Regions from separate parts of the Homo sapiens genome. Here region 1 is linked to region 2. A link is a contact called in ENCODE Hi-C data. All regions are on one chromosome and are shown on one strand. The core of a region is the stretch at or near the end of the contact, and the rest is flanking DNA. Distances in the headings are between cores, read along the strand shown. Region 1 overlaps INPP4B (inositol polyphosphate-4-phosphatase type II B). Region 2 overlaps IL15 (interleukin 15).

Evidence for each region. Hi-C counts contacts between places; a loop is a spot of excess contacts on that map. Pooled maps may share reads with other maps.
Region 1: a map of endothelial cell of umbilical vein shows a loop between it and region 2 (6-fold over the local background). The contact joins two enhancer-like sites. A Hi-C loop is called at or near these places in 1 of 168 maps with a recorded cell type or tissue (endothelial cell of umbilical vein), 1 of 37 single-sample maps with no recorded cell type and 2 of 50 pooled maps.

What each region holds. Positions count from the first base shown.
Region 1 is chr4:142,119,994-142,124,225 of GRCh38, forward strand. It overlaps INPP4B (inositol polyphosphate-4-phosphatase type II B), which reads right to left. Exons shown (of 26, transcript NM_001101669.3): 20 at 3,299-3,422; 21 at 2,135-2,252. Among named protein-coding and RNA genes, the nearest start is that of IL15, 490 kb to the left of the region's middle. Within about 2 kb of position 2,143, at least 2 of the 41 ENCODE cell types and tissues checked have a DNase peak (open chromatin) inside an H3K27ac peak, as active enhancers do.
Region 2 is chr4:141,712,146-141,715,918 of GRCh38, forward strand. The region is part of intron 2 of IL15 (interleukin 15); the gene reads left to right. Among named protein-coding and RNA genes, the nearest start is that of IL15, 77 kb to the left of the region's middle. Within about 2 kb of position 1,811, at least 4 of the 41 ENCODE cell types and tissues checked have a DNase peak (open chromatin) inside an H3K27ac peak, as active enhancers do.

The DNA.
Region 1 (4,232 bases), core at 893-3,392, 410 kb after region 2:
TACATTTAGATCTATAATCTATTGTGAGCTAATTTTTGTGTATGTGTAAATTCTTCTCTTTCCATATAGATAAACCAATTGTCCCAGCATCATTTTTTGAAAAGATTCTCCATTCTCCATTGAATTACCTTGGCAGCTTTGTTTAAAATCAATTGACTTTAAAGATAATAGTTTATTTCTGGACAGTAAATTTTGTTCTATTAATCTACATTATATACTTATGCTAATACTACATTGTCTTGATTATTATAGTTTTGTAGTAATTTGTGAAGTCAGAAAGTGTAAGTTTTTCCACTTTGTTCTTCTTTTACAAAATGTCTGGGTCCTTTGCATTTACATATAAATTTTAGGTTAGGCTTGCCAATTTCTGCAAAAAGACTACGGAGATTTAGATAGCGATTGCAATGAATCTATAGATCAATTATGGAGAATTACTAAACAATATTGAGTCTTCTAATCCATGAACACAGGCTGTCTCTCCATTTAGTGGATCCTATTAATTTCTCTCAGCAATATTTTGTGTCTTCTGTGTACAACATTCAGACTAACTTTGTTAAGTTTATACCTATTCTTTTCGATGTGATTATAAGTTAGACTCGTTAATCTAAACCACCATTTCTGACAACTTTCAGGACTGTGCTATTTCCTACTCCAATCCAAGTCAAGTCAGCCCCCTCTGTTAGTGAAGCTGCTGGTGTTAATGGCCTTGCCCTAGGAAATTGTGTTCACAGGGCCAGGGTTGATGGGAGCAGCCCTCAGCAAAATGCCACAGACTTCTACTGATGCTGCCCAATGTTCACTAGTTTCTCACAAATAAGTACTTCTGAATTTGTGGTGTGCATCCAATTTATTCTGTTTATCCTAAAATGGTTGTTTTGGATTGTTATTTCCAGTTGTAATATTCCTTTTGGAGAGAGGGTGTGCTAAGCTGCTCACTTCATCATTCTAGGAGCCATGCCCCTACCTGCATGATCACTTTTGAGTTTCAATACTGTTTGAAGAACTTCCTCAGAAAAAGCATGCTGTACTCTGCCTACACTAAATGGCCTGGTAAGCTTCCCTTAAACATTGTGATATAAGTGTTAGTGTTTCACTTTTGATAGTAAACTTGAGAGAAATATAGAATTGTACTGTTTTTCAGGTGTGCGTATGAGCAATTTTATTCTTTTTCTCCCAAATGAATGGCAAGTTAAGCATTAATTCTAGGTAAATATTTAGTTTCTGAGGATGTGGGTTTTTTTGTGAGTAAGAAAGTCACCTTTCAGTCAACTATGTGGTTCTGGGTATCCTTCATAACATTTAAAATAATTATTATATGTTTACTATCAACAGGAAAACAAGTTTACTTTGAACTTTATACTCAGTGTGTTTTGCATCTCTCTCTAGCATGAAAAGGCTCTCCCTTTTGTATGTTCATATGTTTTGAACATGACCCCAGAATGTTTCAAATTTTAAATATCCTCATGCAGCAATTAAAAGCACTAACACCGGAATAGTTTGGACCTCTGATTGAGACAACTTACTATAAGATGTACCTCTTCTATTGGAGGTCTGTTCTACACACCATCATTTTTCTTAATTATTTCTGACATTTTGCCTATCATACACTGACCTTCGAAGCTATTTATTGAAAACCCTTCTCGGAAATCTCATAGTCTGAGAGTGAATTGTCAAAAATAATTAAGAAAAATGGTGGTATATTCCCCTGACACAGAAATATATCTTTTCTAAAATGTTGCTGCTTTTAACTGAATTTAATTTAAAGTCATTTCAAGAATTATGAGTCTATTAACTGAACAACTCCCGCAAAAGTAAAAACACCCAGAGCTTTGGATGAGATAGTAATAAGGAGAAAAATGTTCTCATGCAGGCTATTATTTTGAATTTCTTGTATTTTGTGGGAGAGTACTGCCATACTCAACTCACTACAATTTAAAACATTCATGAGACTTCCAGGAGTTTTTTGAGATTGTCCCCTATCATATCATCCATGTGTATTTCTTACCAAAAAGGAAAAGAAAAAAAACAAAAGAAATATTCCCAAATCAAACCTGAATTCTCCTTGCCTCCTCTGACAGGAGTTAACACGACATGTCTAACAAAGCCTGGTCTTCAGGAAGTGAGCACTGCTTACCGTCTTCCTGTTATAACTGGCAACACATCATTGGATTTGGCTTCAATTATTTTAAATGCAACTTTCTTTAAATCGGAAATGCCAACGGCCATGTCCTCTAGCATTCCAATTTCATCGCCTAAACAATAGAAAAGGCACTTAGCTACAAACAAACATTTGAGGAAAATGTCACTAGCTACTATGCCTCCCTGCTGGAATTTGTTCTAGCATTTTATTGAATGAGTTTCTGAATGCAGTGAACCTACTCTAGACACTTTTCCTCAGAGGCTGAAGGTGTTTCTTAGTGAAATGAGAACCATTTCAATGGACTTCAGAAGTCAATCTACCCTTTGAGGGAAGGAAGAACGTGGACATTTGCTGTGAGGCTGGAGAGAGTGTTTTAACCCCTTTGTGATTTGTGCACCTTTCTTTCTACTGGCAGGACTGATATCTGTTGTCTAGAAATAACAGAGGTAGCTGAATTTATCATCACTGACCCAGGTTCATGCTAGTTTTGCATCTCCATACATTAACAAATGAAGCCTGACAGGGAGATCATTAAGATTCCAGATCAGCACTCTCTAACAGAAATATGTGAGCCACATATATAATTTTAAATTTCCTGGTAGTCATTTTTTAAAAGAGTGAAATTAAAAAGGTAGAATTAATTTTAATAATATATTTTACTTAATCCAGTATATCCAAAATACCATTTCAATTGTAAATTAATATGAAATTATTAATTATCAATATAAAATATCTTTTAAAACTAGTTTTTGAAATCTGGTATGCATATCTAGTACTTATTGATTTGGACTAGACACATTTCAATTACCCAAAAGTCACACAAGGCTACTATATTGAACAGTGCAGTTCTAGACATTACAGGGTTGAGACTTTAAAATCCAGTCATTGCAACTATGTTGGCACAGAGCCTTTTATATTAAAAAAGCCAGATGGCTGCTCAGGAGTCCACTCTGAAATAATCTATAATTCCATTTTCAAAGCATAATAGGAGGCAAAAGTAAGTTACAAGGTGAATGCAAAAAACTGAAAGTTATATTATTTTTGTAATACTTGGCACAATAAAGGTTTACTTATTTTTATGTTTTCTTGAAAAATTTCTGGATTAAATGTCCTTCTGAATAGAAATGTGATTTTAACTTGTACTAAAGCAATACTCACTGTATGTACTTAGCAGTCCTTCATATTGTACTATCAACCCCACTGTGTGAAGCTGCTGTAGGAAGCCTGGGTCATACAGACTTGTCTGTAATTTGATGATAAAACCACAAACCAATCCAGCAAGCTGAAAAAAAAATATTGATGAGATTTACTGCAGTTAGCAAACGTATTTGTTTTATTTTGAAATATTTTAAGACTTCTGAGGCATCACAGATTCGATTATCAGGTATGTATAACAAAACTACAACTATTTGGTAGGCATAGTAAAACAAGTTGACAGTCTTTGATCTAGAATTGCTGTGTATAAAAGTCTTGGGGAAGGTAGAAGTGCAAAGGGAAAAAGAACATGGACAGGAGTAAGGTTGATAGGTCTTCAAATCTTATATCTACCATTTCTAACAGTAAATTCATAAACACTTAAGCACTTCCAAATCTTACTATTTTTTGTACATGTAAAATAGAGATGATAATAATCATTTCACAGGGTCATTAAAAGAACACAATGACGAAACATGTATGTATAAGGCAGAGCATATTTTCCGACACCTGGTTAGCTTCATGTGCCACTGGACCATTCATGAAATAGTGGGGGAAAGCGACAGTTTGGTTAAAATATTCCCTTTTCCTAGAATGTTTAGAAAGAGAAGTCTTCTTTTTCTTTCTCTCCATATGTCCTGTCTATAAAACTCAGCCATGAGGATGGAGGCAGGTGGGGAGAAGGAAGGCACCAGCACACCCACCGTGATGGAGGCAGGCCTTGGCATTATGAATCATGTTGGGTGTAGGCAAGGAAGGTGGCCCTGTCAAACCTCCTATTCGAGCCTTACTGCCCTGAAAACTTATTTTAAAAACAAAATAAGAGATAATTGTGAAATCCTGTCCCAGGATTCATGGGGGAGCTGTACAAATAAGCGACTGCAAACAGATCCCCTTT
Region 2 (3,773 bases), core at 561-3,060:
ACTCCTTTTGGATACTATGTTGGAATTTCTACACCTATCTATCTGATAATTTCCAACTTTTTCTTCTTCTGTACTATGGTTTGGGATAATTTCTTCACCTTAGTGAGTGTTTGAATGAAGTGCTTTTGAAAACTGACTAGAGGAACAGATATCATTGATTGTTTCCGGACAGTAGGTTAAATATATTTTTGCTGCCCTGAGGAAGCTGTCCATTGTTCCTGCCCTGGAGAATTATACTAGCTGGGATTTTTCAAAAACATTTATACCAAACATTTTCAAAAACATTTGCACCAAGTGACAATAGCCCATGAACATAGTGCTACAGAAAACTATGATCAGAGAGTGGTAAGAGATCTACCATATATCCCCTCCAGCTACATAAATGAATATCCCTTGTTTACCTTAAACAATAAGCTACCTGAGGTGTTTCTATATTTATTTTATATATTTCTATAAATAAATATATTGTTTAAATATATATTAAATATTGTTTAAATATATATTTCTATATATAAATATATTGTTTAAATATAGTGTTTCTATATTTACCCACTATCTGTTTAATTAATGCTTTTTGATAGTGATTGAAACTAAGATGTCCAAATCTTACTGCTACCTCTGTCCCTGGCAGCTCAAAAAATATTTATATAGATTATTGTTTGCTTTGGAAACATTTCAATATAATTAACCAATTTGTCTTATTTTAAGCATTCCAAAGAACTTAAAGGTGTTTCATTAAAAAAGATACATATATTTATATACCTTTGTATGAAGTAGTTACCTAATCATTTTTTTTTGTTTTGATAAGCTGAAATTTATAGGCCTTATAAACATATTGTGTAGCCTTATAAGAGAATTAATACCAACCTCAGGTCTTATATTTGTATGAATGAATTTTTAAAAATCATTATAGTAACCCAAGTTATTATAGTTTGTATTGGGGCTTATTTAGCCTTGATATTGAATACAGATTAAGTTTGAGGACATTTCTTATTTGAAAATCTCATATTGGTGTCAATTTAAAACAGTTTGAAAGCAATTGCTGAAAATGTCTTAGTGCGATTAATGATAGGAAGATTGGAGATGTTTAAAGATATCACTTTCTCAGCTGTACTTAAATTAGGACTGAAGAGATCTGTAGCGGTCAAAAGCTGGCAAACCAACTGTTTATTTATCAAAACCGACTAGTTATTTATCAAAGCAGGTGGTTGGTGATTCAAATCCATCAACCACCTGTTTTTATAAATAAAGTTGTATTGGAACACAGCCATACCCATTTGTTTATGTGTTGTCTATAGCTGCTCTTACACTACAGTGGATGAGTTAATCACTGGCAACAAAGTCTACAAGACTTGCAAAGCATAAAACATTATCTGGCCCTCTACACAAAGTGTTAACCAGTTGCTGCTTTAAACAACGGTGACAGTTTTGTGGAGTCTTACTGACCACTACTTTCATACTGTTAGGAAAATGGCTCACAGTCATCTGAAAACACACTATACTTGGTTGCATATGGCCTTGCTTGGGTTCTGCCTTCTGCCTCAATGCTGTTTTTCTCCTTTCACTCATGCCTAGAATATATCCAACCTTCAAGGTATGATTCACGTAACACTACCTTTATGAAGTCCTATCATAAAGAAATGAAGTAAAATTTCCTGGACAAATCTCCCAATCGCTCCCTTACATATAGTTTGAAATCCCTTGCCCCTCTCTTCCTTGTACTTGCTTGGTATACACATAACATGTTTAAATCCAGTTCTGTACCTATTCCAGGCTTTCTTTCCCTTTCAGCTTACTGTGGCTGGAGAAAACACATACCACCCTAATGACTAATCTCACTCCACAACCATTCACAACATTGATCCTTCAAAAGGTCAGGCTCTCATACTATTCTCCCAGTTACCTAAATGGCTATTTTGTGTGTCCTCTTCCCTCTCCTCCTCCTCCTGTCCCCATCCTCCTCCTGTCCCCATCCTCCTCCAATCTTCACTTTCTGCTCATGTCTTTTTATTTTAATTCACTGAGAAAATGGAAGTAATAGTAGAAAACTTACACCTACCTACCAGCCCCATCCCCCTTATAACTCAGCATTCCTTCCCGTGACAGTAGATGACTCAGCCCTCGCCCCCTCTTGGAGGTGAGCTAACATCCTCATCTTCACTTGCTTATTAGAGAACATTACTCTGGCACTTCCCACCCCCTCCAAAATCCTTAATTCCCCCTCTCTAATAAGTCAGTCCCATCAGCATGCAAACATGTTGTTATTTCCACCACTTACCACCTGCAACAACCCCCTTTCCTTCCTCCCTTTTGGAGCAGGATTCTTAAAAACATTGCCTGCACTAGCATCTTAAAAACCTTTTCTTGCTACTTTCTTGTCAGCCATCCCAGGCAGGCTTCTGCCTCCATCTAACCCCTAAAAGTGCTATTGTCAGAGTCATCTGACATGACCTCCGGGTTGCCAAGCCCACTGGTCAGTGCTGAAACTGTGTCTTGCTTGGCCTGTCAGTGCATTTGATGTGTCCATCATTCCCTTTTGCTGGATATACTTCCCTTGACTGACTTCTAGAATATGATACTCTTCATTTTCCCCTTATTCAGTAGTCATTCCTTTTGATTTTTCTTTCCTGGTCCTTCTTTTATAATCCTTGACCTAATTAATACTGAAGTATCCCATGCTCAGGTTTTGGTCCTTTTCTCTACCTACATCACTCCCTCATGAGCACTCTGATGAGTTGCATATCTATTTCCAGTTCAGACACATTCCTGAACTCGAGATTTATGTATCCAATGGCATATTTGATATTTCCTTGTGCATATCTAATGAGCCTTTCAAACTCAGCATGTCCAGAACTGAAACTCCTGACCTGTCCCCTCTCCTCAAGGCATCAGCTGTGTCCAAGGCTTGCTTTTTTCAGTTGATGTCAGCTCCATCTTCTCAGGTGTTCAGAGGAAAAGACTCAGAGTCATTCTCATTCTCTTTTTCCTCCTGTACCCTGCAATCTGTCTGGAAATTATATTAGTCCTATCATAAAAAATGATTCCAGACTCTAACCACATGTATCTATCTCCACTGCTACCCCAAGCAGATTCAGGTCCTCCTCTCCTCCACCTTTCTGACCTCATCTCAGACTACTCTTGCCCTTGCTCATTCCACTGGCTTCTTTTCTGTCCCTTAGACTCATAGCCACACAGTTGCCTCTGCCCTAGCTATTCCCTCTGCTTCAAATAGTCTTCACTGAGATACCACCGGGGCTCACACCCTTTCTATCTTTACCCTGACTACCCAAAATTTCAACCTCACCCTTCTTACCTTGTTTCCTTTTTCCTAGATAATTTTTCACTCTCTAATAAAATACATAATTATAATAACTTATTTGTGCATTTTCTATATGGTTCATCTTTCTTTCTGAAATCAAGATTGTGTTCTGCCATCATTGATGTATTCCAAGGTCATAAAAAATGCCTAGCCCATAATAAATATTCAGTGAATATTTACTAAATGAATCAAGGAAAGTGATGTTGTCTTATAGTCTCTATATTCTATTCAGTCTCGGCTTGTCTTTTCTAGTGGTTTGAATGAATGGATGATGCATTTAACCCAGAAAACCAATACTTGTAAATCTTTTATTCTTGTATGTTTAATTAATTTTAAATGTGTGATTAGACAAGTTAATAAGCAGAACAAAACATCAAGTATGTTAGATCATCTTTCCTCACTGGGAAGAACTATAATATTGGTATAGAATGTAAGATGTTTACAGTTATTTTCA